2 separate regions of the Homo sapiens genome follow, and region 2 is linked to region 1. Evidence: chromatin loops called from intact Hi-C (ENCODE). Cell type or tissue: PC-3. All regions are shown on one strand. Links, peaks and the distances in the headings refer to the core of each region. The heading gives the core; the rest is flanking DNA. Region 1 holds the start of LOC107984418 (a long non-coding RNA gene). Region 2 holds the start of LOC124902808 (a long non-coding RNA gene).

The links. Peaks named below come from ENCODE experiments on the same cell type or tissue, not always from the same donor. Only the 100,000 strongest peaks of a DNase experiment are listed, where the experiment ranks them.
Region 2: a loop joins it to region 1, with 21 times the contacts of the local background. A loop is called at or near these places in 15 of 110 quality-filtered maps.

Annotation. Positions count from the first base shown.
Region 1 is chr11:20,119,348-20,135,283 of GRCh38, forward strand. LOC107984418 (a long non-coding RNA gene) reads right to left here and starts at 13,042. Exons shown (of 3, transcript XR_001748477.2): 1 at 12,954-13,042; 2 at 7,908-8,020. LOC124902643 (a long non-coding RNA gene) reads left to right here and starts at 3,593. Exons shown (of 3, transcript XR_007062615.1): 1 at 3,593-4,264; 2 at 8,484-8,738; 3 at 10,959-12,954. NAV2 (neuron navigator 2) reads left to right here. Exons shown (of 38, transcript NM_145117.5): 38 at 1-2,254. In PC-3, for the core only: a CTCF peak has its summit at 9,073 (motif pointing right); DNase peaks (open chromatin) are centred at 6,784, 7,574 and 9,094; H3K4me3 peaks cover 169 bases; H3K27ac peaks cover 1,850 bases.
Region 2 is chr11:20,436,202-20,452,137 of GRCh38, forward strand. It overlaps PRMT3 (protein arginine methyltransferase 3), which reads left to right. Exons shown (of 16, transcript NM_005788.4): 11 at 15,929-15,936. LOC124902808 (a long non-coding RNA gene) reads left to right here and starts at 5,369. Exons shown (of 2, transcript XR_007062965.1): 1 at 5,369-11,564; 2 at 12,640-13,870. RefSeq lists an enhancer at 14,285-14,454. In PC-3, for the core only: a CTCF peak has its summit at 7,632 (motif pointing left); no DNase peak of the experiment used is centred there.

The DNA.
Region 1 (15,936 bases), core at 4,749-12,748:
TGTCCTTTAAAATGGATGAGGACCTGGTCCTCGACATGTGGGTGAGCCATGGACCTTGCCTTCCCTTCTCGTCCTTGAGGGTTTAGAACACACACCAACACCTCCAGCGTCCCCGCCCCAGCTTCCGGTGGGGTGATGCGGTCACCCTGCAAAAGACTTGCACTTTCCTCAGAACCAACATGACGCAGCTCAATAAGGGTGAGGGTCACTCCCTCCCAGAAGCCCCGTCTGGACGAGCCTTGCCTGACCTCTTCGGTGCTGACCTTCCCAAAGTGATGCCTTACTGGTTTTGTACTAACTGTGTTCATTTTACATAAGTGTCGTGCCTGCCTGGGGTTTGTTTTTTTTGTCATTGTTTTCCCCATTGAAACAAACAGGGCTAAAAAGTCATCTGTTCATTAGGAGAACTCAAGTTGCTGTGACTTTTCTCATCCAAAAGACTCATTTGTGTGGATGCGTGACCATGGGAAAAAGAAAAAAAAAAAGATCCATTTTTTAGGTTCTTTTCGGTCTCCAGCTGACAACCCAACTGGACAATGATCTGTCTGGTGCAGGAGAAGGCAAAAGTTTCTACAAGTCTACATGACCTTGCTGATACTTGTTCTAATAGAAACCCAGTCTGCTGTGTCTTCAACATACTGGTATTTTCATTACAAAGTATGGTAAATTTTTGAGTTGTTTGTTTCTGTTTTGTAAAGAGAATCCTTATTGGACACCAGTGAAGGTGTCTCTGTTTTAATGATCAGGGTTTTTATTCCATCTTTTGCATTTCTTCTATTTCTGAAGGTTTGTCTCTTGGCATCTTTTTTTAGTTTCTTACCATAAGAGTTTGACCCGAAACTGCTCACTTCACATTGGATGACACCATGTTCTTCCTCTTTGAAAAGAAAAGGGGAATGTGTCCCACTAGTGAAAGGAAAACTTTTCAACACTATCCCTGCTTTAGTCTCAGCAAACTCAGACTATTCTGCTTAGCCTTCATTAGTCATCTGGGTGTGAGTGTGTCTTGTTCTGTTTTTCTTTTTAATAAAACTTTTAAACCATATATTTAGCCTGTGACCAGGGGGGCCAAACCCTAAGATTTCTGGTAAACCTGAAGGGTGGCCCTCCTCAGACAATTTATCTCCCAGCAATGACCCTACTACACTCGCGTACTGTGAATTTGGGAGGAGGTAAAGTTGACTTCTCCTCGTGGGCAGTTTTCCAATCACCTTGTGAGTAGACACCTGCCAATATTGTTTGAAACCTTTTTTTAATATGACATCCTCTCTTGTCATTCTCTTCTCCCCTTTCCCACAGACTTCCCTCCTGGGTCCAGGTTCAGAACCAAGACTTCTGTACCTAGTGCTGCCTGATTGGTGAACATTGACTTCAAGTAGCATAGCCCTTGTGTGACTCACAACTCCGTGTCCTTCCTAAAGTTTCGGGAAGCAGGGTTGTCTAATATGCACATTTCTTATTTTGGTCATATTTTTACTTTAGTGTCACTCACCTTTTACAAAGTGACTTTGTACTCATTTAGGGCTCTATCGGAAATGCTTCCATTTTGCCTTTTCTACAGTTAGGCCAATTTTGAAATATATAAATTCTATGCAACATTTATGTTGAGTTACCAATGGAAGCCAAAAGTTCTCTTCCCAAACTGCCAAGAATGATACAGGCCATAATTGAAATGGGAATACCTTTTAAGTTTCATTAGGGGTGGGGTGGGAGTGGGACAGGAACAAGACTTGCCTAGATCTTTGTTGTATCTTGGGGACTTTTACTTTGTTGTTTGATGCTTAAACTTCAAAATTCTCTGTATTCAAATTTGATTGTGGCGAATCTACTTCAAAAAGGAAAAATAATCCAACTTTGTGGATATTAAATGGAAGGTTTGCTGTTTTGATCTAGTTGTTTCCAGTGGAGCAGTTTTATGAAATATGTTCTATAAGATGTACATTTTTTCATTGTAACATAGAAATTGTAAATAATTGATTAAAGTGCTGCATTTTGATGAATTTTTTCTAGCCATTTTTAAAGAGAAAACTAGGAATTGAGTATTTTGTGTACGGTATGTTTCCATCCTCCCTCCCCTTCCTCCTCCCCTCCTCTCTCTCTCTTCCTACCTATTTAATTTTCATTTGTCATGAGGTTTTTGGATTTGCCAATGATCTGCTGGACATCATGCCCCATGTCATAGAGAATAAAGCTGATGATTGTACCAGTCTTAAATTATTCATGATTCAATAAAATTGATGCTTATTTATTCAGATTAGTGGTTTGGCTTGTCTGTGCTAGAGCAAGTCCTCATAGGAGTTTTATTTCATGCTAAGAGCAAGTCAGTCTTATCTGGATGCAGCAAATGCAGGGAAAACCCCAAACCTTTGCAAACCCATCTTGGCTAGTATGCCATCAATATCCCACATCTTCTCAGTTTCTCAGGTCTTCTTGCCACTCCTGTGGAGCTTGTTAGAACTGTAGAATTTCAGATCCTCTCAGACTTTATGAATCACCAGGGATCTAGTGGATCCTCAATTTCTAACAAACTCCTAGGCAATACCAGTGCTCTAGTGCCTGGACCACACATTGAGTGGCAAGCAACATCAGTGTCCAGCCAGCCCCCTAAGTCGATCCCTTGGCATGAAAAGGATTTTTTTTTAATGTATTGAGTACCTACTAATTTCCAAATGCTTTCCCAAATACTCAGTATAATGCAAAATGATGCCAGAGAGGTATTCTTACTCCCATTTTACAAGTGGAAAAAAAAAAAAAAAAACAGAGAAAATGACGTGCCAAGGAACCTATAGCCAAGAAGTGAGTTGGAGTTTCAGCCCCATCTTCTGACCGTCCTGCCTTGCCAGGCTGCCTTCTAATCTTGGGGGCCTCCTGTCACATTGCAGCTCACATCCATAGCAGACACAGGCAGTGGGAGATGACCTTACATCTCAGCATTCACTTTGAATAGCAACAACAAAAAAGGCATGGTTTGGAGTCCTGTGGGTTCACAGTGAAATTGATCCCACATGGCTGGCTCAACTGCTCACGACATGAAGTGTCTAACTCTTAACATACAACAGTGGCCCAACCAGGGAGGAGGTAAAGAATCCAGATATTTAGCATAGGCAGTTTTAATCCCTGTCAAAAAAATAATAAAGAAGGGGTAGTACAAGTCTGACGACTAGATGTCCTGAATTCCAAGATTCTATGTCAAACATTCTATCCCATTGCTCCATGATATATTCTGAGGTTACCTAGGAAATATGATCAGCATACATAAAGGGGATGGTGGACAGATGGCTTTTTAAAGAGCAGGGAAGAGCCAGGTGCGGTGGCTCACGCCTGTAATCCCAACACTTTGGGAGGCCAAGGCAGGTGGATTACCTGAGCCCAGGAGTTCAAGACCATCCTGGCAACATGGTGAAAGCCCCTCTCTACTAAAAATACAAAAAATTAGCTGGGCGTGGTGGCACGTGCCTGTAGTCCCAGCTACTCAGGAGGCCGAGGCACGAGAATCACTTGAACCAAGGAGGCGGAGGTTGCAGTGAGCCAAGAATCACGTCACTGCACTCCAGCCTGGGCAACAGAGCAAGACTCTGTCAAAAAAAAAAAAAAAAAAAAAAAAAAGAAGAAGGGAAGGACAGGAACTGCATAACTGCATTTACGTACTCACTGGGTACCAGACGTATAGAAAATTTCACTCTATCACATATAATTACAGCACCTCTAAGAGGCAGGTGTGATTATCTCCATTTTATAGTTAAGAAAACTGAGGCTGAGTAATGTTAAATTAATACATAGTAGAAATGGAATTCTTGGTATATCTGATTCAAAACCCATGCCTTTTCTGCTACGCTAAGCTACAATCAACTTAGATAGGACTTCGATGGAGGATTACACATCCCTTCTGCATTAGCTCTTTATTGCTGTGTAACAAATTAACCCCAAATTTGGCAGCTTACAGCAGAACATTTTCTAACAGTTTCTGTGGATCAGGGGTTCAGGTATGTCTTGTTGAGTACTGTGCCTCAGGGTTTCCCACAGAGCTGTAGTCAACATGTCTGAAATAAAATTTGCAAGGAAGAAAATATTTAAAAGCAAGAACAATATAAATCATATTTAATGGTAAAATGTTAAATGTTTTTCCTTGCAGATTAAGAAACAGATAAAGATGTCTCTTACCACCACTGAATATTGTGGTAGAGATCCTAGTCAATACAGAGAAACAAGAAAAATAAATTATGAGGATTGGAAAAGGAAGAAATTCAACAGTCTTTATTCACAGGTAACACTTTGTATTTAGATTATGCAACAGAATTTACCGGTAAGTTATTAGAAATAATAAGGTAACTAAGTTTTCAAAGTCAGTACATAAAAATCAGTTGAACATCTATATGTTGCCAGAAGTTTTAAATTTTTAAGAATACCAATTTAGGCTGGGCACGGTGGCCCACGCCTGTAACCCTAGTACTTTGGGAGGCCGAGGCGGGCGGATCACGAGGTCCGGAGATGGAGACCATCCTGGCTAACATGGTGAAACCCCATCTCTACTAAAAAATAGAAAAAATTAGCCAGGTGTGGTGGCGGGTGCCTGTAGTCCCAGCTACTGGGGAGGCTGAGGCAGGAGAATGGCGTGAACCCGGGAGGCGGAGCTTGCAGTGAGCCGAGATCGCACCTCTGCACTCCAGCCTGGGGACAGAGCAAGACTCCATCTCAGAAAAAAAAAAAAAAAAACAATTTAAGAGCACAAATGTCAAACACTGCAGAATAAATGCAATATAAGGTGTGCAAGACTTCTATAAAGAAACCTATTAAACATAGTTGAGAGAAATTAAACCCCAAATAAAAGTAGGAAAATATTATGCTTTTGAGTTAGAATACATGTTGTGAACACGTCAATCCCTGCAAAATGAGATTTGATGCAATCTCATTTAAAAGCCCAACAGAGTTTTTATAGAATTGACAAAATGATTCTAAAACTTACATGGAAATGCATGGAAACTTAATGGAAATGCAACAGGTGAAGCATAGCCAATGAACAAGAACAAGAAGAGAGAGTTTTTTCTACCAAAAATCAAGACTTATTATAAAGGTCATTAAGACCTTATGCTATTGGTATAAGAATTGACAAATAGTTAAAAAGAACAGGATAGACACCCCTGAAATAAACCCAACACACACTTGCTTTGCTATATGGAATCATGAATAATGTCTCAGAAGCAAAGAAAATGTGACAAAGAACACATGACAATGGGATCCACTGGTTTTTACTCTAAAGCCGAAGGTTGGACTGCCCTCTTCAAGGTTAGTGTAACTAAGGCACCAGCTCAGGAAAGACATTTTGTGTTAGAGCACTGTCATCTAGGAAACAGTATAAATTTTCAACGGTCAGCCATTATTTGTTGTTTGTTGGTTTTTGTTTTGGAGACTGGGTCTTACTCTGTCACCCAGGCTTGAGTGCAGTGGCGTGATTATAGCTTATTGCAGCCTCCACCTCCTGGCCTCAATCGATCCTCCTGCCCCAGCCTCCTGAGTGGCTGGGACCACAGACACACACCACTAAACCCAGCTAATTTTTTTTTTTTTTTTTTTTTGAGATGGAGTCTCTCTCTGTCACCCAGGCTGGAGTGTGGTGGTACGATCTTGGCTCACTGCAACCTCCGCCTCCCAGGTTCAAGCGATTCTTTTGGCTCAGCCTCCCAAGTAGCTGGGATTACAGGTGCATGGCACCATGCCCAGCTAATTTTTTGCATTTTTAGTAGAGATGGGGTTTGCCAAGTTGGCCAGGTTGGTCTGGAACTACCGTCCTCAAGTGATCTGCCTGCCTCGGCCTCCCAAATTGCTGGGATTACAGGTGTGAGCCACCATGCCTGGCCCCAGCTAATTTTTTAAAAATATTTGAGTAGAGATGGGGTCTCACTATGTTGCCCTGGCTGATGTCAAACTCCTGGCCTCAAGTGATCCTCCAGCCTCAGCCTCCCAAAGTGCTGAGGTTACAGGTGTTAGCCACTGTGCCTGTTGTAATTTACTGTTGAATGCCCAATAGCTGGAATACATGTGTCTGGGGTATAACAGATGGGTTGTAGCAGACATCAATAATTCCTTAATTTGGGCCAGGCCCAGTGGCTCACGCCTGTAATCCCAGCACTTTGGGGGGCCGAGGTGGGCAGATCATGAGGTCAGCAGTTCAAGACCAGCCTGGCCAACATGGTGAAACACTGTCTCTACTAAAAATACAAAAATTAGCCAAGCGTGGTGGCAGGCTCCTGTAATCCCAGCTACTTGGGAGGCCGAGGCAGGAGAATCGCTTGAACCCTGGAGGTGGAGGTTGCAGTGAGCTGAGACTGCATCATCATACTCCAGCCTGGGTGACAGAGCGAGACTCTGTCTCAAAAAAAAAGAAATTCCTTAATTTGTACCCCTTCAGCCTGACTTCACCCGAACTTCCAGTGGACAACCCCTGGCATGCTCACAGTGGTCCATCTCAAGCACCTGTGTCTCTCTGCTTCTCTACCTGGGACCTTTCTCCAGTGCTGCAGAAGGTTGTCCAGTCCTGGGGCAGAGCGGCCCACAAGGACTAGGGACTTAGTGGCCCAGGGGCAGCCTATGCCCAGCTTTCTCATCCTTCTGTGGGACAAGTGGGAGGCATGGGAGGCACCCTCCACAAGGTGCATTAGAGGATCTCCAGTGGGACTGAACGCCACGTCGCCCACAGTCATAATGAAGGAAACTCAGCTGGAATTTCTCCCTTCCTTGTCACATTTTCCTACTCCCTCCCTCAGAGCTGGAATGATGATGAGTCAGCACCGAGGGCGCAGCCCTGGGAGTCCCCTTTAAATTTTGCACCGACTCACCTCACTTGCCTCAGGAGAGGCTAGTCCTGGCCCCAGCCTCAGCCATGCTTCCTGGCACCACAGCACAAATGATCTGCACTCAACTCCTTTCTCAGGATCTGCTAAGACAACTCAGCAATTCCTCTTATTGTTATGGGTTAAGTGAGCTGTGTCCCCCAAAAAGACAGGTTGAAGTCCTAAACCCCAGCACAGAATGTGGCCTTATTTAGGAACAGAGTGGTTGCAGGTGTAATTAATTAAGATGGGGTCTCACTAGAGTAAGGTAGGCCTTTCATCTAATCTGACGAGTTTCCTCATAAGAAGACAATGTGAAGATCCAAGAGACGAATGCCATGAGAAAATGGAGGCACAGAAAGGAGTCAAGTAGAAGCAAGTGCCCACAGTCTCAGAGGGAACATAGTCCTGCTGACACCCTGACTTCAGACCTCCGTCATCCAGAACCTCGAGAGAATACGCTTCCATTGTGTGAAGTCACCTTGGGGGTGGCACTTAGTTATGGTAGCCCTAGGAAACTAGCACAATCATTTATCCAACAGAAAAGCATACATATATGGGCCAAGAAACATAGACACAAATGTTCATAGCAGCACTATTCATAATTACAAAAACTGGAAACAACCCACACGTCCGCTGATAGGACAAATGAAATTGTGATCCGTCACTGTCACCCTACAGTGAAAATGTATGTGGATGAATGTTGAGTAAATGTTGAGTGAAAACCGCCAGACACAAACTCATGCCAAATGTATGATTCCACGTCTATAAAGTTCACAATAGCCTTCAGGAGTGAGTGCAGGCTTAGATCATAGATATATAAAGGAAAGCGAGAAGGGAGGGGCAGCTGTTGGGAGGGGTGGAAAGTTGCTTTTGGGTGCTGGCACGTGTCCTCCTTCTTGACTTGGGTGGTGCTACGGTCTGAGTGTTTGTATCCCTCCAAAATTCATAAAATGAAACCTAAATCCCAATGTGTTAATATGAGGAAATGGGCCCTTACGGGGTGATTAGGTCATGGGAATCCACTGTCATGAATGAGATTAGTGCCCTTAAAAAAGAAGCCACAGAGCTAGCTAGTACCTTCCACTGTGTGAGGACACAGAGCACAGAAGCCACCTATGAACCAGAGAGTAATCCTTCACCAGATGCCAAGTCTGCTGGTGACTTGATTGTGGGCTTCCCAGCTTCCAGATCTGGAAGAAAAAATTTTCTGTTGTTTAAAAGCCACCCAGTTTATGGTATTTCTGTTATAGCATCCTTAACAGACCAAGACAGGTGGTGGTGACACAAGTGTTTGCTTTGTTGTAGATCTTTGAGCTATATGTCTTTGTTTTGTGCACCAGAAGGTTTTTAGAAAGTAAACACGACCCCAGGCTGCCCACCTGGCCATCAGTGAAAGCTGCAGTGCAGCTGAGAATGCTGCCCTTGAGCACCGGCTTTGGCCTTCACCCCATCACTAACTCACTGCTTGAATTCTCAGCAGTATGTCGGTTCCTGAATGCATAAATCGAGGACGCTTTGTCCACCTTGACACTAACTGATGTGTGAGCTTGGACAAGTTAATGCCACTCCCCTGTCTTGCAGGATTGAGGAAGGTGATGCATCACGTGTGCCAGATGCCATGAAACACTGACTCCATCTTCTTCATTCTCCTAGCTGTGATTGCTTGCCTCTGCAGTCTCTGCAGGAGTCAGAGGATGGAGCTGCAGAGCCTCTAAGGCCAGAATTAGGCCCAACAGGGGAGGATGCAGACAGGCACATCAAGACCCCATACAAAGGAAAACGTCCTAAGGGCCACAGGAATAGGCTGCTTTAACGGGATACTGAGCGCCCTGTCACCACTGGAGTTCACACAAAGGCTGGAGAACGACCTGACCGAAGCAGCGGACGAATCCTCGCCCTGGGTGACAGGTGGGTCCAGATGTCTCGGAAGCTTTGTTCACCTGGCAGGATTGCCTTGTGCAGGGGAGATAGTGGAAAGGGTGTTGAGGTCTGGAGACCTGAGTTACTTAGCCTACCCTAGCTGCTACTCTCAGAGAAGTCCTATCCACCCTCAGGGACATAGTCTTCCTCTCTAATGAGGGATTGGACTAGTTCAATGGTTCCTTAATGTGGCTTATCACCAGTGACACAGAACCTCCCCTATTGCTGCTGGATCAGAATGTCCCGGGGTGGGGAATCAGGAATACAGTCCTCCCCCAACTCCTATATTCCAGGGCCGCAATTAGGGGCAGCTCCTTCGACCTCACAGTGGCCACAAGAGGGCAGCAAAGCCCAAGCAATGCCATCCTCAGGCAGGCCCTGACTTTACGGGTGGACCTGCAAAGCAGTAAATTCAGCTCTCTCTCAGATTTAGTTAGAGTATTTTTAAAAGGATTGGGCCCTGGTGTGGTGGCTCACACCTGTAATCCCAGCACTTTAGGAGGCCGAGGCCAGTGGATCACCTGAGGTCAGGAGTTTGAGACCGGCACGGCCATCACGGCCAAACCCCATCTCTACTAAAAATATAAAAATTAGCCAGGTGTGGTGGCGCACGCCTATAATCCCAGCTATTCAGGAGACTGAGGCAGAAGAATCACTTGAACCCAGGAGGCAGAGGTTGCAGTGAGCCAAGACTGAGCCACTACACTCCAGCCTAGGCGACAGAGCAAGACTCTGTCTCAAAATAAAATCAAAAGGACCCTCAGAAGGTCGAGCATACTATTTTTCCCTCTACCTCATGCTTGGAGAATGAAGCTACATTCTCTATAAAGGAGATAGGAAAAGGAATTGATGTGTGTCAGGCATCTTCTTAAGCCAAGCAGCCTGCCTTCGTGGAGCATGTGATCTGCATAACAATCGCGTGAGGTTGGTGTCATCCTCTGTCTCATGATTGGTCAAGGGACTTGGGCAAGGTCTTGCTAATCAGAGACAGAGTAAGGATTTGAACCCAGGCCCTGCCAGAAAGCATGGAGTCTTGCTCCTATACCAGCCTGCATCCCTACCAGCCACTGCTGACTATGCATTCACATCCATGACCCCACTGGCATTCTGCCTTGGCCTTGCAGGTGAGGCCCAGAAGGTATAGTGACACTTAGGAAGGGAAACTGTCTCAGAATGGACCCTGAGCTAATGATGCTGCCAGAATAAGAATCCAGGTGCTCTAACTTCCCTTCCCAGGCAACTAGGGGAGCAGTTAGGCCCCAGACTCTAGAGTCAAATCAGGGCTCCACTGTTTGCAAGCTGTGACCCTGGGCAAATGGTGCAGCTCTCTCTGAGCTCAGCTTGCAAATCTGTAAAATAGACATGACAATATTAACCTGCAGGTGATGCTATAAGTGTCCTTCTCAGTGTAGGGGTGGAAAGGTATGATACCTTTCTTCACCCATCATAAGACTCACGAATGACACTCCTATAACAAAAGACAACAAGAGAAAAGCATAACAAATTGACTTAAAGTTTTATGTGACACAGGAGCTTTCAGAATAAAGACCTAAAAACTCAAGAGAAAACTGTCTGTTTTTAGCCTTAGACCCCATGAAGAATGCACAGCCATGTAGAAATGTGATTGGATGATTGGACAGAAAGGGTATGATCTAATGCTAATAGGCGGAGTGGGGAAACCTAGCAAGGCCCGACTTCAGATTCTTCTTGGCCTCTCTGTGTGCCGTTCCTTCCTCCCTGGTATGGGGCAAGGTCCCTTCTGGAATAAGGGTCTTATTATCTGCTATCAGACAAGGTAGGTCAGAGAATTTCTTTATGGCCAGCTCTTACACAGAAAGGCAGGGGAAAGTTAAAGTCGTGTTTCTAGGTTTTATGGCTGGCTTTGGGGAAAAGGAATTCTAGTTTTTATGGCCTGACTTGGAGGAGAAAGGTTAGCAGAAGAAAAAGGAAAAAGGACAGAAAAAGACTTTGTTTATGAAACCCTTTCAGTGTCATTCAGTTCAAAGCACTCAGCATGCCAAGACACCATACTTTGGGATATCGTTTTCTGAACCCTGACATTAGCAGCCACTGTCCACTCTTCCTAACTGAACAGCAATCGTTATCACAGCTGTTTTTAAAAGGTCACTGTCTTTGTTTTATGCTGCAATAACAGAATACCTGAGACTGGGTAATTTATAATGAACAGATATTTATTTTTTGTGGAAGGTGAGAAGTCTATGGTCAAGGCGCCTGAACTCTGGGCAAGGACCTTCTTGCCGCATCATCCCATGGCAGAAGGCAGAAAGGTAAGAGAGAGAGAAAGGGGTGAGGCGACTGAACTCATCCTTTTACAAGGGACCCACTTTTGCAAAAACTAACCCACAACCCACTCCTTCAATAACAGCATTAAGCCACTCGTGAGGGCAGAGCCATCATGACCTAATCACCTCTCCAAGGTCCCACCTCCCAGCACTGTTGCCTTGGGGATTGCATTTCCAATACACAGACTTTGAGGGACACATTCAAACCATAGCAGTTGCCCCAGATCTTGCCAGGCTGGAATTTATTTCTGGCCTCCTGTCTAGTAAAGACCAATGTAGTTTCCTGTGATTGGATTGCGGCTAGGGGACCTGGGTTTCAGTTTAGACATTTCCATGAACTTGCTGCATTCCCTGTAGGGACTCATTTCCCATCTGCGGGCTCATTTCCATGAAGTTGCTGCATTCCCTGTGGGGACTCACTTCCCATCTGTGGGCTCAGGACAGTCAGGTGTGAAGCAAAGGCAACACATCAGTGAGCCCTCCCTCACTGCTGACCCATCCCCTTGCTTCCTTGACTTTTCTTTGCTCTGTATCTCAAGTGAGCGCTGGACCTGCCTCAGGCACCACTGCGATGCAGAGGCTTGGAGGGTTTTTTGGGTTCAGTTACAGTTTCTGAGCCTCTTGGCTCTGGTCACTTTTTCAGTGGAACACTTCTTCTTCCTTTTATTTTTTAAGAGAAAGGGGCTAGGCATGGTGGCTGACACCTGTAATCCCAGCACTTTGGGAGGCCAAAGCGGGTGGATCACCTGAGGTCAGGAGTTCGAGACTAGCCTGGCCAACGCAATGAAACCCTGTCTCTACTAAAAATAAAAAAAAATAAAAAAAAAATTAGCTGGACATGTTGGCAGCCACCTGTAATTCCAGCTACTCAGGAGGCTGAGGCAGGAGAATCATTTGAACCTGGGAGGTGGAGGTTGCAGTGAGCTGAGATCATGCCACTGCACTCCAGCCTGGGTGACAAAGTGAGACTTTGTCTCAGAAAGAAAAGAAAAAGAGAAAGTTTCTCATTCTCTGTCACCCAGGCTTCAGTGCAATGGCCCAATCTCGGCTCACTGCAGCCTCAAAGTCCTGGGCTCAAGCCATCCTCCCACCTCAGCCTCCCAAGGTGCTGGGATTACAGGCATGAACCTCTGGGCAAAGCTTTGTCATTCTTCATACTTTTCGAACAAGGAGCCCTGCATTTTCATCTGCACCGGGTCCTGCAGATTATTACGTAGTGGGTCCTGGTGTGGATTCGTGTGCCTGGGTTCCGTGCCCATTCGTTGAGCTGGGGTACGGGGATCATCAGCTACACCCAGACCACACGGACCCAGAAGCGGGGGGCAGGGTTGCTAAAGAAAAACTGAAGAGCGTTACCAGAAGCAAGAATGGTTGTGGCGTCGGCAAAATTGAATACACGTGCGTATCGACACCGATGTGGGATACGTTCTGAGTAGTTGAGGGAAGACCCAAAATCATGCCGTCGGAGCTCTTCCTGGAACCGCACCGCGGCATGTGTGGCTCCATGGAGGGCGTGACGCACCGTGCAGCAATACTCGCAGCGTGGAGAGTTCCAGTCCCGAAATGGCAGCGTCAGGCAAGCTGCTTCCAATACCCCTCCCTCCGACAACCAGAAACAAATACCCAGCGCCCAGATCCACACCAGCAGCAACCCAGAGCTCCAGTCTGAGGATGAGACTGTTCCAGGGCCACAGAAAAGAGGAAAACCTCGGGCAGATGGTGAGGGAAGGGAACCTCCGTGTTCAGGACACCTCCGCCCATCCACATTCGGCCTGGCACCGATCCTGCGGAATCTCTCCCCAACGCACGGTTTCTACACTGGAACGATTGAAACTAAGGGGGTGCGCCAACTCCCCCACCTTCGCGGGTCCCCTGGCAGGAGACCTGGTCCTTGCCTTACCGCAGTAGGTGTGGCTGTGACTGAAGGGAGCGGCATCCCTGAGCACAGTCGGAGACAAAGGGAGGCGAGGGCCAACCCCAGCCCGGAAACTCTGCCCTGTAACTCGGCCAAAGGAGACGCCGCATTGGAGCGGCTGTTCCGCAGCACCATGCTGTAGAAGGTACGTTCCTCTGATGCCCTGTGCGCAAACCCCTAGCCAGCCTTCCCACACTGCCAGGATAACCCTTTTGAAACCTCCCCTGTTTGGGACAGGCCGTGCTCCCACCTTTTATTGGAGACGAGGCGAACCTGGGCTTAGGGCGCCACCTAGAGCCAAAAAAGAGGAAGCGACCTGGCCGCGAAGCTTCGCTAGGCAAGGATGTCCCACAGAAACCCAAACAAGCCAGACAGAGAAAACTGGAATAAATAATCCTTCATTGCAAAGACACAGGCGTATACCCACAAAAACACCAGCAAGCAGGAGACCATGACCTACGCAAAAGGACAAAGCAAAAATCCAGTGACTGGGCCTAACGACATGGCGATTGGTGAGCTCCCTGACCAAGAATTCAAAATAGCAGTTTTAAGGAAACTCAGTGATCTCCGAGATAGCACACAAGCGCATTTCAGAAACTTATCAAAGTTAACAAAATATTAAAGTAATTTTAAAAATCAAGCAAATCTTGAAACTGAGAAGTTCATTTGCTGAATCGCTGAAGTTCATTTGCTGATGAACTCGATAGACTCTCAACAGCAGAGGGAACCAAACAGAGGAAAGTATCAGTGAGCTTGAAGACTGGCTATTTGAAAATACAGCCAGAGGGAAAAAAAGGAAAAAAATAACTGAAAGGAATGAAGACCGCCAACAAGATCTACAAAAGTAACTCAAAACACCAAATCTAAGATCTACAAAAGTAATTCAAAAGACCAAATCTAGGAATTGTTGGTGTTCAAGAGGGAGCTGAGGCCGAGCATGTGGCTCATGCCTGCAATCCCAGCACTTTGGGAGGCAGAGGTGGGAGGACTGCTTGAGGCCAGGAGTTCGAGACCAGCCTGGACAACATAGTGAGACCTCGTCTCTACTAAAAATTAAAAAAATATTAGCTGGGCACAATGATGTGCACCTGTAGTCCCAGCTACTCAGGAGGCTGAGGCTAGAAGACCGCTTGAGCCTGAGAGATGAAGGTTGCAGTGAGCCGTGATCATGCCACTGCACTCCAGCATGCATGACAGAGTGAGACCCTGTCTCAAAAAAAAAAAAAAAAAAAAAAAAACCAAAACAGTGGGAGCTGAGCAAGAGCAAGGGGTAGAAAGCTTATTCGAAGAACTAATAACATAGTAATACCCAACCTGTGCAACACTCCTTTCCTGTGCCAGGCACTGTGCTAAGCAATTAACGTGTACTATCTCATTTAATCCTCTCAGCGACTCTATGGCGACAGTATTATTAATGGTGCTTCATGAAAGGAAAAACTCAAGGAAATATCTCTTCTTCCTATAGCGTGAGAGCCAGCTAAGGAGTGCAAGCCCCCCCCTCCCCAACCATGGGGTGAGAAGTGTCCCCTCTGTTCTCCCAGCAGTCCTGTGCTTCCCTGTTACAGAGTGCCCCCCAGTCTGCTGTGATGGCTGTGGCCCTGCATCTCTTCCACATGAAATGAGAGCTGGAGGCATGGCTCACTCCATGATACAGATCTAGTCCCTAGAACAGAACTAGGCTCCTATGGGGAAATGCAATAAGGACAGCGAACAAAGAAAGGGAGAGGTAGAAGGAAGCTCAGAAGTTTAAAGGACTCAGTCTGGCAGAAAAAGAAAGAGGGGTTGAGGAGGGAGTGAGATGAAGGGAAGTTGAGTGCAAGGAAGTTCAGAGGGGGAACTCTACAGAATGCACATGGAAAATAAAGTTAATCAGCAAGGATGGAAAGATATCTTAAACGTCAACATCAACAGAAAAAAGACCTAACTGTATATCAAATTGAACTTTAATAATTTAGTGGAATATAATTTTAATGGAATATAATCTTGTGCTTTGCTTTGTAGATGTGTTGATGGTCGTGGTATTGATGTAGTAATTCCAGCACTATTTGTGACTAAGGAATGTTAAAGCAAATATATTGTTTGGGGGAATAATAATTCTCATTCACTAAGAGAGAAGGGAGAAAACATATGGAATGAGAACAAAGGAAGAACACCACATTGCTGTATTAAATTAAAGATTACTAGTAAGACCTCCCTCTTGCTCCAGAAAGATAGATAGAGAGATGATAGCTATAAATCTGTTCCCTGAAAGAGCATAGAAGCAATGATATTATAGTACAAATGATCGCAGCCACCACACCATGAGTTCTAAATGCCATTCTCTAATTTTAAAAACCTGAACTTCTTAGAGAAGTGGCTGATTCCAGGTATTTGACAGAAAAATTACAAGGCAAGGCTGAACATCTTGTATCAGAAAACATGGAGGTGCTAAAAACAAACAAACAAAAACAGTGGAGAACACCGGATCCAGCTTCAAGGGGCATCCCTGGCCAGATCTGAAAGACCTGAGCATCAACAAGAGCAACGGTGGCTACGTATCATAAGATAATTGAATAAAACAAAAACCCGTGAGTCATTGTGACAAGTAAAGGCTAAAGGTGCTACCATGCCAAACCATACTGCTCAGCTACAGGCCACTTTCTTTTGCCAGGCAGGCATGAAGAGGACCATTTGAAAAGAGTTGGCGAGATGAAGGAAAGGCACGGTACAGGCCTGCATAATATTACAGAGATTTCATTATGAGAGAGGAGGTATTACCAAATGAGAACATATTTCTCTTCCTTATTATGGGTTAGACAAGGGCTTAAAAACTGGTGGCTTAATGTCCTGCTATGACTCACAGATATTTTTACTCACAAACTTCTTTAATTGGGAAATTGCACTTAAATTCCAGATTTCTGGATTGTCTTAAAATCCAGGCAATCTAGTCTTCATTCCAACCTGAAAACAGTCAGCTAACATGAGCAGA
Region 2 (15,936 bases), core at 2,695-10,694, 310 kb after region 1:
AGGTTTTTAGATTTTCTGTATAAGATCATGTCGTCTTCAAACAGGAACAATTTGTCTCCCTTCTTTCCAATTTGGATGTCCTTTATTTCTTTCTCTTGCCTGATTGCTCTGGCTAGTATTATGTTGAATAAAAGTGGTGAAAGTGGACATCCTCATCTTATTCCATATCTAAGAGGAAATGGTTTGAACTTGTCCCCATTCAGTATGTTGTTGGTTGTGGGTTTGTCATTGATGGCCTGTATTGTGTTAGGTACGTTCCTTCTATGCCTAACTTGTTGAGAGTATTTATCATGAAGGGATGTTGAATTTTATCAGATGCTTCTCTGTGTCTTTTGAGATGATCATATGGCTTTTGTCCTTCATTTTGTTGAAGTATCATGTTTATTGACTTGTGTACATTTTGTCATCCTTGCATATCTGGGATGAATCCCACTTGATCATGGCAAGTGATCTTCTGATGTGCCACAAGATTTAGTTTGCTTGTATTTTGTTAAGGACTTTTACATCTGTGTTCATCTGGGATATTGGCCTGCAGTTTGTTTTTTTTTTTAATAGTGTCTTTAACTGATTTTGTTATCTATATAATGCTAACCTCATAGAATGAGTTTGGAAGAAATCCCCCCTCTTGATTTTCTGGAAGAGTTTGAGAGTAATCGGTGTTAGTTCTTTAAGGGTTTGGTACAATTTAGCAGTGAAAGCATCGGGTCCTGAATTTTTCTTTGATAGACTTTTTATTACAGATTCAATCTAGTTACTTGTGTTCTGTTCAGATTTTCTATTCCTGGTTCAATCTTGGTAGGTTGTATGTGTCCAGGAATGTATCCATTTCCTCTAGGTTTTCCAATTTGTTAGCATATAGTTGTTCATCATAGTCTCTAATAAACATTTATAATTCTATGGTATCTATTTTAATGTCTCTTTGTTTCTGATTTTATTTATTTTGGTGTTTTCTCTTTTTTTTTCTTGGTTAGTCTAGCTAATGGTGTGTCAATTTTGCTTATCTTTTTTAAAAACCAGGTTTTCTTATTGATCTTTTGTATTTTTTAAGTCTCAATTTTGTTCATTTCTGCTCTGACCTTTGTTATTTCTTTCCTTCTACTTTGCTTTTCTAGTTGTTTGAGATGCATCATTAGGTTTTGTATTTGAAATCATTCAACTTTTTTGATGTAGACATCTGGTGGAGCAGTTGCCTTTTCTAGACTTCCTAGTGTTGCAAAGGGAAAGATTAGTGTTCCAGTTGGGAATGGTGTGGTGAGTATGTTTCCAGATAGGTGCAGTGGTATAGTCTCTTTGCAGCTTCTTGACCTGTGTTCAACATCAGCAATAATATGAGTGACTCAGTGGTATAGGCTGTAGAAGTTTGTGGCAGTGGTGGCAGCAGCATAGTTTTTTTTGTTGTTATTTTTGAGACGGAGTCTCGCTCTGTTGCCCAGGCTGGAGTGCAGTGGTGCGATCTCGGCTCAATGCAAGCTCCGCCTCCCTGGTTCATGCCATTCTCCTGCCTCAGCCTCCCGAGTAGCTGGGACTACAAGCACTCGCCACCATGCCCGGCTAATTTTTTGCATTTTTAGTAGAGACAGGGTTTCACCATGTTAGCCAGGATGGTCTCAATCTCCTGACCTCGTGATCCGCCCGCCTCGGCCTCCCAAAGTGCTGGGATTACAGGCGTGAGCCACTGCGCCCGGCCGGCAGCAGCATAGTTTTTAAGGTACTCAGTTGCAGCAGTTTGGGAGATCCTCATGTTTTCATTTTTCCTACAATAGGAAGACTTAGCTGACCCTGCTGTTAGGTCTGACATGGTCTACAAGCAGCAGCAGTGGTGCTTGGAGCAGCAGTGGGGCCACAGTACTGCATCAGAATCCCATGAACCTTTTGTGTTACCTGGGTCTTTGGGTGCAGATTCACCCTCTGTGGCAGGGTTGGATGTAAGTTTCCCACAAGAACTAGGATCTGTGACAATGGAGGCACCCTCCAGCAGCTCGGAACCAGAGGGCTCAGTTGTAACTGTGGTTTTACTCAAGCCACAGCACTGGCCTGACCCTGGGGAAGCAGGGATGTTCTGGAGGTTTGGGCTGGGGGAGCAGGGTACACTGTACAGTAGTGACTTTAGACACTGGGATGGTGGGTGTTGGCTGTATCCCAGACTCTGTGAGGCTGGGTGCAGCAGCAGCAAGTACCCTAGAATGGTGGAGCTCAGCTGTCATTTGGGCCCTAAGGGTGGCAGGTGGCCTAAAGGCACAGTGATGACTCTACTTCCCAAGGAAAGGGGTGTCTCTGCAACTCGGACTCGTGGGGGTTAGTCTAGCTTCAGGCAAGCAGGGTACTAGAGTCATTGTGTAGGGTGGGGTGTCTCAGCTCAGCCACTGCTCTTGTTTCCCTGGGATGCAGCATACTGCATCAGCTCAGCCCTGGGATGCACAGATGCTTAGCTTAGCCAGGTCACTGATTTCCCAGAGGGTGATAATCCACTTCACCATAGACCTGTGGGGCATTACTGTTCTGGGCAGCCCAGGTTCCATTTCTCATGATACTGGGTGCTACTTCAGCTTACCAAATGGGGTCGTGGTTTCTCTGGGCAGCCAAGGCACCATTTCCTGGGATGCAGGGCACTGCTTCAACCCTGATGGCAGAGGGGTGTTACTGCTCTGAGTGGCCCCAGTACTCTTTTCCCAGGAGGCAGCATACTGCTGCAGCTCCAGCTTGAGGGGGTGGGAGAGGGGTAGGTGGAGTGCCTCCACCTCTGCTTTGACCCTACGTGTAAGGGTGTAACAGCTGCTCACAACTCTGCCTGGGGAAGTTGGACCACCAGACTGGGGTGGTTCAGCAGCTTAGCCTTAGAGATGAAGGGGAGCCATGGCTACTCACCCCTGAAGCAAGGTACACTTCAGCCATAGTTTCAATTCCAAGATGGCAGTAGCCACACAGGCACTGGGGGCAGGACAGAGTGTCATTTTCCCTTGGGAGAGCACAGCTATTTGGACCCCAGGCAGCTCCTTCAGCTGGCATATTGCTTGTCAGGACTGCAGGTGACCCCAGTGGTGAGGTCTGTAGATGTCCAATGTGTTGATGGAGGTTGCTGGGATCCTCTTGCTTACCTCCTTGCCATAGGGAGAAGTTCTCCTGATTCCCACTTGATCCTGGCTGGGATTTGGGGTGGTAGGAGACTGGTGTTCCCTTTCATTCTCAATGTGGCCATCCTGAGTTTTTGTGCTCACCAGCGTTTCTGTTACTCCACTGATGTCTCCAGAGCTCTCCCTGGGTTATTTTCATTAACATAGTTGTATATTTCATTGTTCTTGCTGTCTTTGTGAAAGGGGCAAGTGCTAGTGGCTTCTAGTCAGCCCTTGCTGATATCACTCTCCAAAGCCACCAATTTTAATGTACATTGCAGTTTCAGACATTGTAGTATTGGGGGAGGTGTCCATTTTAGAACTGATGAAATACTGTAAGTAAGTGGAGATAATATTACCATGTTTGAAGTTTGGAAGACATTGTAAAGATGTCAATTCTCTTCATATTAATCTGTAGATTTAATGTAATCCAGCAAAAATCTCAACCATGTTTATGTGGAGTTTGAAAAAGCAGCTTTTTAGGTAAATGAAAAAGAAGCCCAAAAGCAGCCTGTATACTCTTATGAGAATAAGGTGGGAGGACTTTGTGTACTAGATATCAAGCTATAAAGTATACTACAGCAATTAAAACAGTGTTTTACTTGTGCAAAGACTGACAAACAGACCTGTGTAACCCATACTCATAAGGTCACTTGATTTGTGGTAAAGGTGGTACTACAGAGTAGTGAGGAAAGGATGATGCTGAAACAACTGAATGTCCTTACTGGGGAAAATAAAAAGAAGTAAGATTTCTACTTCATAGAAAATGAAGAAATCAGTTCCAAGTGGAGTAAAGTTCTAAATGGAAAAAGAGCTTTAGAAGATAATAAAAGGGGATATATTTATGACTGGATAGAGAAAATTTCTTAGTCAAAACCCCCAAAATACTAATGTTAAGAGAAAAGATAGTGGCTCACTCTTGTAATCCCAGCAGTTTGATTGGCTGAGGCAGGAGGATGGCTTAAGCCCAGAAGTTCAAGACTGCATGAGCTATGATTGCACCACTGCCCTCCAGCCTGGGCAACAGAGCGAGATGCTGACTCTTAAAAAGAGGCCGGGTGTGGTGGCTCACGCCTGTAATCCCAGCACTTTGGGAGGCCAAGGCGGGCGAATCACGAGGTCAGGAGATTGAGACCATCCTGGCTAACACGGTGAAACCCCATCTCTACTAAAAATACAAAAAAAAAAAAAAAAAAAAAGAGAAAATAAATTGGACTGGACTACATCAAAATTAAGAAATTCTGTCATAAAAAGACACATTTAAGAGCATGAAAAGCAAAAACAGTTGTTCTGGATGTCTTTTATGTACAATGATGATGAATAAATTGATATGCTTTTATCAAAATGGTTAGTATTCTACTATATATTAAAATAGTAATATTAATTTTTCTTGAATTTTACAAAGAAAAAATTTGAAATTATATTGAAGCATCCACTGAGTACTTACTGTGTCCCAAGCACTGGTTACTGTTGTGTTTGGCAGTTCTTTTTACTAATCCTTTATTGGATATGTGGTTTGCAAATATTTTCTCCCACTCTGTGGCAGGTCCTTTCGTCCTTTTAACAGAGTCTTTCATAGAGCAAAAGTTTTTAATATTGATAAAGTCTAATTTATCAATTATTTTTATAGATCATGCCTTTGGTATCAAGTCTAAAATTTCTTAATCTGTAGTTTCACCTCTCCCTTTTTTTTTCTTGTCTCTTGTGTTCCTTTAACAAACCCTAGTAGTCCTCAATATAACATCTGAATTACAGGTTGATATATTGTAATAATACACAGAAAATATCAAATAAGTATGTTTATGATTCAGATTTTACTTTCTGGTACTAGAAGATATTTTATGGTCGTTTTATACTGCCTAAACTTGGAATCAAAGAATCCTGGTCTTTCATTGGAAAATGATATGTAGAGATCATCATCTATGTTCCTACAGACCAGATGTTACTAACTTTTTATTTATTTATTTATTTATTTATTTATTTATTTATTTATTTATTTATTTATATATTTTGAGATGGAGTCTCGCTCTTTCGCCCAGGCTGGAGTGCAGTGGCGCAATCTCGGCTCACTGCAAGCTCCGCCTCCCGGGTTCACGCCATTCTCCTGCCTCAGCTTCCTGAGTAGCTGGGACTATAGGCACCCGCCACCATGCCCAGCTAATTTTTTTTGTATTTTTAGTAGAGACGGGGTTTCACCATGTTAGCCAGGATGGTCTCGATCTCCTGACCTCGTGATCCACCAGCCTCGGCCTCCCAAAGTGCTGGGATTACAGGCTTGAGCCACCGCGCCCAGCCTGTAATTAACTTTTTAAATATAAAAAGTCACAAATCTACACTCATATTTTCCGTGTAAGATTATGGAATTTTTACTTGAAGTCTTTGATTTTATACTTGCGTCTCTTTACGTCTGTGCAGAAAACCTTGGTTCCTAAGATGATAATTGCTTTATCATATAACCTACCTACAATAGTTTCAGGTTTTTTTTTTTTTTTTTTTTTGAGATGGAGTTTTGCTTTTTTTACTCAGGCTAGAGTGAAATGGCGTGATCTCGTCTCACTGTAACCTCTGCCCCCCAGGTTCCAGTGATTCTCCTGCCTCAGCCTCCCTAGTAGCTGAGATTACAAGTGCCTGCCACCACGCCCGGCTAATTTTTGTATTTTTAGTAGAGACGGGGTTTCGCCATGTTGGCGGGGCTGGTCTTGAACTCCTGACCTCAGGTGATCTGCCTGCCTCAGCCTCCCAAAGGGCTGGGATTACAGGCGTGGGCCACTGTGCCCGGCTAGTTTCAGAACTTAAATACCAACTTTACTACTATACAATAAGACTTCTAAATGCAGCTTAAATTTTGTTTATATTTTCTTATAGAATGTATCTCATAAGAAATGTACAGTCAAAATATTGTTTTTTTTTTTAAAGTCACTTGTAGTCACTATTTTCACCTATTCTGTTACCAACTTGACATACAACCAGATTTCAGTGTTTTCTTTTTTTCAATTTTGGGGAGGATTGCTTCTTTTTCCCTTGTTTAGTTTAATTTTGTGTTTTAGTTATGCAAAAAATTACTAATTTTTTAGTAATTTTTATGTACATTTTAAGATAACAGGACATTCTGTTTCTTCTTCTGTTATCTTCCTTTGTGGATAGATGACCATTTTCTTTTTATTTTTGGGGTTATTTTGAAAATATTAGATATGTATATATTCACCCTTATGCAAAAGTTAGCATATTCTAGATATTGTTCTATACTTTGCTTTTATTCAATTAAAATTCTTTCTCAGAAATCACTTCATTATTCTATAGAGATATTTCTCATTCCTTTTTATGGCTGTGCACACATGCACACCAACTTTCCTAGACAGGTATTTGATTAATTCTGCACACCCCCATGACCTGGACTAATATTCATGTATATTTCAAATATAAGGTTTTTATTCTTGTGTAGAATAAATTGTATAGACAATTACATTCTACGTAATTAATGCTCATTTGAATTTTACCCATTCTTTTGCTATTACAAATAATATTGTATTGAATATTCTTGTATATGTGTAATGTCATTTTATATTGCTAGAGGTGAGATTGATATATCAAAGGGTTAATGAGGGCTGGGCATGATGGCTTATACCTGTAATCCCAGCACTTTGGGAGGCCAAGGCAGGAAGATTGCTTGAGGCCAGTTCTGGAGGGATGGAGAAAGGGAAGGAGAGGGCAACGTTACTAGTTGTTGCCAAATTCTCCTCAATGCTGTGTACCATTTGACTTTCTTACCAACAATGGAATGAGAATACCCATTTTTCCTCAGTCTTACCAAAGAGTGTGTTGAAGGGTCATTTTTAAATTATTGACTTTAGGTTTTTCCTGCCACCCAGGCATTGTAAATCAGGGTTGTATGTTTGGGGCCTGTCTTATGCATATTGGAGACGGGGTGGAGTTAGGGAGGAAGTATGTGTTTGACTGCTCAACACCAAGGTTCTAAACTGAATTGGGGAAATGGGTGACAGCAGATGAGACTGTAAATTCACATTTGCTCTGTAGATATATTTGTTTGTCCCAGCTCTGTTATTTAGGGCAGTTTCTTCTTAGAGTTCTCACTTTGGTTGAACTTTGGGCTTTGTCTCCTATTTCCTCCATGTTCGTTGACTACATGGAGAATTACAAGAAGCCAAACTATCAATGACACATAATAACCTAATGTTATGCACAATTATGAAGTATTGTTCTTTGTCCCTGATAATGTTTTTAATAATTGTAATAGATATTCGTTGAGAGTGGAATATCCAGTTACCATTAATGAATTTTTTTCACCCACCATGGGGGATTGGGAATATTGTTTTAGAAACTGTTTTTGTGGGTCTGGAATAAGACCCACACGTGCCTTGGGAAAGATTTTTAGAGATTCACTTTTTCCTTTGATAGACTTGCTTATTGGGCGGTTTTCTGCAGTCTGAGGAATAGGGCCAATTTGACTGTCAGTCTTTTGTTGATTAAGTGAGAGTGCCATCCAGTGGGAGAAAAAGCTAATACAAGTTTTTTAAACTTTAGAATATGCAGAGGAAATTATTTCTTGTGCTAAGTTATGTTCTCCAGAAGTCCACAATACTAAAAAGTTGGGAACTGTATGTTGGAAGGTGAGAGAAGTGGAAGAAAGTAGTCTTGCAGAACAGTAGCACGCATATAATAGGGACCTAATAAGTAGCCGTTATTACCATGATTCTTCTTCTTGCGTGGAAGTTGGTGATCAAGTTAAATAATAGGTAAATTAGGAGCTTCTCTGACAGATATTTGTGATTAATACATGTAAAATTCTATTGTCATTTTTTGACTATGTGATATACAGATATTATAAATTTTATCCTTTTTTGTCTTTAACCCTATTACTCAGGACCCACCCCTGGTCCCCAAAAAAATGTTACCAGTTTCTAGTATATCTGTCTTAAAATATTACACTCTATTATAAACATGTATGTATATTTCTTGGCATACTCATTCATTTAACAAATAGTGTGGCTACTATGTACCTGGCACTCTTCTAGGCGGGATAAAGCAGTGAACCTCATGTTCAGTGTAAGGTATGCATATTCTACATATTGTTCTGTACCTTGCTTTTTTCGTCAATAAGTTTCCCTCTAATGACTGTTATAGCTGCATCCCACAAATTTATTCAATTCAAAATACACCCTTGTGATTTCTGCTTTGGTCCATGGATTATTTAGAAGCATGTTTAATTTCTAAGTGTTAAGAAATTTTAAAAATGTCTTTCTGTTATTAATTTCTAATTTAATTTGGTTGTGATAAGAGAACATGCTCTATATGCTATCATTCCTTTAAATTTGTTCAGACTTGCTTTATGGCCCAGCATGTGGTCTCTCTCATTGAATGTTCCACATTGATTTAGAATGAAGTACCTACTCTGTTATTGTTGGAGTGTTACGTAATTACCATTTGAGTCAAGTTGTTCAGGTCTTTTAAATCCTTATTTATTTTGTCTATTAATTCTGTTAATTACTGAAAGAAGAAGAATGAAATTTCTACCTATAGTTCAGGGTTGTCTCTTTCTCTTTTCAGTTCTGTCAGGTTTTGCTTCAGGTATTTTTATATGGTTATTAGGTGCATACACATTAGGTTATTATGTGTCATTGATAGTTTGGCTTCTTTATCATTATGAAGTATTGTTCTTTGTCCCTGATAATGTTTTTAATAATTGTAATTTTCTTATGGTTAATGTTTAAATGTTATGGGTTTTCCCACCCTTTTTCTTTAAATATAAAAACATAGGTTAAAAGTGGATTTCTTCTATATAGCACTTTCTTGACTTTTCCTTTTCTAAACCTCTCTTACAATCTCTTCCTATAATCTTAATTTTTTAAAAAAAATCAGTTTCACTTTTTCTTTGCAAAATGTAGTATGAAAAACTATTGTCTTTTTAGCTTGTGATTATTTGCCTTTTTGTTTTCTTTTTTAAAATTTTATGTGCAAATAGTGTATAACAATGATGTAAAATTTGCAAGATATGAAAGAGTTTATATTGAAGAGTTAGTCTCCTTCCCTTCCTATACCCCTACTATTATATTCCATACACAGAGGCAATCATTTTGTCTAATTGTGTACTGTTCCACACATGCTATAACCATTTATAAGCAGATATGAATGTGTTCTTTTTGCTTTCACCCACGTTATTGTATATTATATATGCTAGTTATATAAATCTTTGTATAACCTTTTTAGTTGTGAAATGTACCATACACAGAAAATTGCATAAACTTACAGGTACAGTAATAACGAATAGTTATATAATGAACACCTGTGTGATCATCAGCCAGGTGAAAATATAGAAAGAAGACATCCAAATATCATTTCTCAGTTAGAACTCCGTACCCCAGAGGTAACCACTCTCCTGACCTTTATGATAATCATTTCCTTGCCTTTCTTTTTGCTGTTACCACTTATACTTACATCCCTAAACAGTGTAGTTTATATTTACCTGTTTTTGAAATTTATATGAATGGAGCAAAACATACCTTTTTCTTTTTAAAATGTGTTTTTGCTTTCTTCACTCAGTCATGTTCATAACATTCATTTATATTGCCTATAAGGATAATTTATTTTCTATAGATGTCGTTGTATGAATGTACCACAAGAAAACACATCATAGGAAAAGGTTTTTTAAATTTTACTGTTGGTGGGCACTGGATCATTTCCAGTTTATTACGCAAATAATAGTGCTGTAGTGTGCTTGTACGTGTGTGCTCTTACACTTCAGCACTCATGTCTGGGTATACAATTAGGAGTAGAGTTGCTAGAGCACAGGGTGTGCTGCTCTTACATGTTAATTCCAAAGTACTGTACTTTTCCAAAGTACTGCAGTAAAATTTTATTTCATACCTCCATAGACTTCTCAACCCTGGGTATTGTGTGACTGCTAATCTCGTAGTCATGTAGTAGTTTCCCATTGTGTTTGAATTACTAATGAAGTAATATATTTTTTGTCTTATGAAGTAATTGTATATAATTATTTTGCCCATTTTTCTTTTGGGTTGCATACTCTTTTTTTTTTTTAACAATTAGTATTCTTCATTGGTGATGGAAAATATACAAACGTGTATATGTGTGTGGCTGGCCAATATCTTTTCAGACTCTGTGACTTCATTGTTTTTATGAGCAGAGGTTCTGGGTTTTAACATAGTCAAATGTATTGGTCTTTATGGTCAGACTTTTTTCCCACAGGAACATGAAAATATTCTCCATAAGCTCTATACCTTTCCCTTTTACATTTAGGTCTTTACTCCACTCATACAGTTGTGGGAATACAAATTGTCATAGTCTTTCTGTGGGCAGTTTGATGATACATATCAAAATTTTGAATGTGCCTATCCTTTAATCCAAGAATTCTACTTTAAGAAATTTATCTTGGCCAAATACATTAAACATTGTACAAAGATGTCTATGTGTATATATACAGATGCCAACACAACATTTTCCTACCCATTCTATGGCAAATAAGTGCAAAGGGTAAAGGTATCCCTGTTGAGTGATATCATCAGCCGCCTGTATTTTGCCAAGTGCCTAACAGTGTAATATAATCTTTATCAGTCACTGTGGAGCTGTAAGGAAAGTATCTTACCCAAAAGGATTTTATATAATTACTTTGAAAACTCTCATGTAATTTCATTATCACATTTATGATAAATTAGGTGGTTAGCATTAGCACATTTTAAGATGGAAGGGTCAAGTGATAGACTGGGGAATCATTGAAAAAACTTTGCAGTAAAAGTGTTTAATATCTAAGGCTATTATAACAGTGAAATAAATAGAGATTGCATTGCATTCTGTAAGACCTTAAGTTTGGTGCTTTTTTTTTAAGCAGAGAACACAGTAGATTAGGAAAGAATGCTTATTTATTTGCATTTTGGATACCTCTAGAACAGTGGTTTTCAATGGGGTGGAAGAGGGGACAGTTTCACACTCCTGGGATTATTTGAGCTGTGGGCAATCTCTGGAAACATTTTAGATTGTTAGAATTTGGGACTGTGGGTTGGGTGGGGACAATGGTGCCGGTGAGTAGAGCCCAGGAATGCTGCTAAACATCCTTCAATGGACAGGAAAGCCCCTACAAATTTATCTGGCCCAAAATGTCATTAGTGTCAATATCGAGAAACCCTGCTTTAGAATGATTGTTTCTATGCGTTGATAATAAGTTAGCCTCTAATTTGGGTCATATTATAAAGGTACTTGACCTGGTATGGGGCATAAAGGATTTTCTTGGAGAGGTGACATTATGACAGTATACTTTGTTACATGAATATGTCATAGAAGACATCATAATCAACCTGCATTTAACTAATTCACCAAATTTGTGATGTTCTGCATTCTTTTTACGTAACACTTTGCTAGGTTCCTGTGGCTCTCTCTAAACACGTAAAGCCACCTTCAGCTTGCTGCCACTGTTCTGCTTCTGTCAGTTGCGTTGTTTACCAAGATCTTATTGTGTTTGTTTGCCTGCTTATTTATGTAAAATCAGTTAAATATGAACACAAACTATTGACAAGATTATATAAAGGATATAGTTGGTTTTTTTCTATGCAAACAAAAGTGACTGCTTTGGAAACACTCAGGAAGAAGAAAACACTAAAAAATGCTATGGAATGGAGCAAGTAAAATTGTTTTACTCACAAACAGTTGTAAATTGTTTGTAAACAAAGTGTTTTACTCCATTCCACAATTTTTTTTAGTGTTTTCTCCTTCCTGAGTTGTCTCCTCCTAGTTTGAAGAGCCCGAGTAGGAGGGTGGAAATCGTAGAATTCAAGGAGGATTCTCTACTTGGCAAGTGCTCATAGATTTTTTTTTTCTTCTATTTAAAGTAACCAAAACTGGAAATTACCTAAAACCTATGAATTTGTTTTAGATAGGGAAGATGATGAGGATTCCAGTCAGTGGATATATCCTCAAAGAATGCTGGCAAACGAATCTGTATGTTTTTACTTGAAATGTCTTGTTTCCAATTAACAACTGACTGCCAGCTCCAATCACATCAAAAAATTCTGTCTACAGTGAATGTTACAGAATTTGAGAGTAATACTGGTAAAAATGTTATCAACTACTTATTATGATTCAGAGATATACTACATAGAAATTATGATTATATTATATAGGCTTGTGTATTTGTTGCAGGTAATCTTTAAGTATTTCAGATTATTGAGTCTTTGTCATCATCCTTCAGATTAACTCTTCCATTATATTTGTAACTCTACCTTGTCTTACCTTTTTTTTAATAGTTAAATTTTGCCTAGAGATGTATCAGTAATTCAGTTATTTGAACTAAAAAAAGTTAGAAAGGCACCTTATACTGAAGGTATCAAAAGTTTCATTTATCACTAATGTATCTAATCCAAGAAGATATGAACAGCCATTTTAAAGACAAGATTCCCACTTCAATGAATGAAGTTAATATTCTAGTCCCTGATTTAATTCCATATGTTCCTTTATAGTAATCATTAAAGTATAAATGCAGTATTTAATTTTTTAAAAGTAGATGTCACTGTTGGAAGAAGAATGCCCATGAGCATCATGGGAGAAAATATCAGGCGTAATTCTCCTTCCAGATGGCACCCCTACAGGTGAGGCAGCAGCCTGTGAAATTACAGTCTGAATTACACTGCAGATGAGCGGGGCATTTGGACCAGAGCCTTCTGATATCAGTAATAAATGACTTGGTTCAGAACCAAGGACAATTCCCAGGAATTTAAAGGCTGTTGTATCACATAGGGAGCCTATCGTAAAATGAAGTTTAGCAAAGTGGAAAGTTGAGAGAAAGGACAATGACCATTAGCAATACGTATGTGAATCTTTTCATCTGCTAATATTTTTAACTGGATATTTTATCTCATGAATGTCTTATTAGTTCTATATATATGCTAGTATTTGCATTGATTTTTCCAAACTAATATTTTCACAATGAATAGTGGCTAAGGGCCAGTTGCCAACTGAGATATTACTCTGAAATGATTGCACACCTGTTGTAAATTCTAATCTTGTTTAATATGGTCTATGGAAAATTTTTCATTTTTGCAATGCTTGAATCCTTAACAAATGTAGTATAATACACATACTAAATCTTATTTTCAATTAGACAAATCAATTTAAGAGGCAACATAAAAGGGTGATTCAGAACTTGTATAGTGAGATCAAGGTTCGAATTCTGTCTCATTCACTCCCCATTTATGTGACCGAACTATTATTTTAGATCGCAACTTACTTAACATAAATAAATTAAATTGGAATAACAATAAATGGTGCTTTGGGGAAGAATTAAATGAAATAATTTTTATAGAGGCATCACAATGAATTTTAACGATTATCACCACCATTATTTGTCAGTTTTAATTTTAGAAAACAAAATATCATTTTAAAATAACATTTTAATTTCTACCACAAAAATAAAAAGCAGTTTCATTTTAACAAATATAATATTACACATAGTATTAATAACTTTTATTTATTCATTTTAAAGTTACATATTGAGTTCCTACTATGTACCAGACACATTTTCAGCCTTCAGGAATATAGCTTCAAACAATATGACAAAGTCCTTGATCTTGGAGCTGATATTTTAGTAAGGAGACAAAATAAAAACAAAAATAAATAGTATTTTCATTCATAAGTGCTATGATGAAATACAAAGCAGGATAAAGAAATGGAGCTTGATGAAAGAAAAAGAAAGGATATTTTATGTAGGAACATCAGAGAAATTCTTTGTGATAAGGTAACAGCTGAGCTGAAAGATAGAATACTAGAAAACAATTTGACAATGACAAATCAATACAAACTTTTTTGGGCCTTTGTCCAAAAAGGATTGGAATGTAGTGAATACTTAATTTGTACTAAAGTGTTAATTTTATTTATTTTATTTTCAGTTTTGAAACACAGCAGTCTTGCAGATAGGGACCATTTTTTTCACCAAATCTATTATGTTTTACCAGCCAATCTTTTCTTCGTAAGATAGATGCCTTCCATTTAATAATTCCTTGGCATAAATTATAATTCACTATAAGCAACAGTTGAATGCCTATTTATAAGCATTTGTGTGTGAAATCTGCGTGAATATGTCAGATTGGTAAAGATTTCTTAGTTGAATCCCATAAGTCCCTTGTTCTTTGAATACATAGATAATATTAATGGGGAACTAACTTGTAAGAATTTTACATATTACTGAAGTACTCTATCCAGAAAAACATGTTTCTGTCAAATCCTTAATTTTCCTAATGTAACATATTGATAAACAAGCTTTGTTCCTAAGCCTCTGTTTAATAGGCAGTTATTTTTGTATCAATGAATCAGTGAGCTGGGGGGAATAGGTCAATACCGACGTAGAGTTGCCGGCAATTCAGTTCAGTTCCTTTATAAGTGATTCAAGCATGAGAGCTGTATTTTCTATAAATTAAAATTGCTGTTAATCTCTTGTGAAGATTATCCATTCTGGGTTTGCAGGTTTTTCTTGTTCTAGAGAAACCTTTAAAATGTTTTTTTAATGTGGTTAAAGAATATTATACTTACCCCACTGATCATTTATTTGTGAACAAAACAAATGAGTGGATGAGAACAGTTTTGATATAGAATGCTAAAGTAAAGGTAAAATTAATGTTGGTTCACCCTGAGCAATAAGATGTACTATGTGCTGAGCACTTGGCTTTCCCTGCTGCATAGGGCTGTTGGGGGGTTGGACCCTAGAAGGAGAAAGACTGACTGAAACTGATAGTGATTTCTCAGTCATGATTATTTGTCATTTGTATAATAAACTGTGAAGCACAGTATTGGAATGTAGCGTATTTGTGACACCAGTAGTGGCAAATTCTTTTTTCATTTGTACTGTATTATTTACCCTTTCTTGGTAGAGGATTCATTATCATACTCTAAAATCGGTAGTACACCAGGATCATGTTTCATGAATTTTATTTCCATGAACACTAGTTCTGCAAGGTGTTGATAGATGTTAAATAGAAAAAAAAAAGGTCTGTAGTCAGAAAGTGGGTAATACTTGGTTAAAATATGTTCAGCAGTTCTCTTTACCATGAGAACTACTCAGAACTTTTAGTGTGCTCATGCACATTATGAATCTCTAATAGGAGGATATGGCAGCTGGCGTTTCTTAAACCTTTTTGACTAAGGATCCCTCCACTTTCTTTTTTGTTTTTTTTTTTAATACCAAAAAGAAAGTCACTAGACAGGAAATTATTTGGGAAGTGGTTTTCTAGACTAGAGTTTCTCAACCTTAGTGCTATTGACATTTTGGGCCAGGCCATTCTTTCTTGTAAGAAGCTGTCCTGTGCATTGAAGGATGTTTACCAACATACCTTGGCTCTACACAGTAGATGCCAGTAGCATCTCGTTCATCCCCCACCCCCAGTTGCAACAATCAAAAATTACTCAGACATTGCCACGTGTTCCCCAGCAGGCAAAATCAAGTGGAGAACCACTGCTCTAGATGGATATTGCATCATTCCAGGGAGTTATAGGGCTTGTTAATAATGTCTATCCAAACATTTTTTAATGAGGAAGAAAGAGTAGTCTGGAAAGTAGAATCATAGATAAAGAAAATGCAGTATATTTTACCACAATAAACTTTCTGGGTTCACTTTATAAGCTGGCCTGATTTTCCAATAACTTACTGCAAAAAAAAGTTTCAGATTTTGCAGAATATTATTACATCTGTGGCAGAAAAAAAAATATTCTGTAATTAAAAGAGTAGCACCGATGTTTAAATTGACCTGCTTATGAGAGTATTGCACATTTCTAAACTCTTTTTTTCCCCTTTTTTTATGCAGGGCTATTT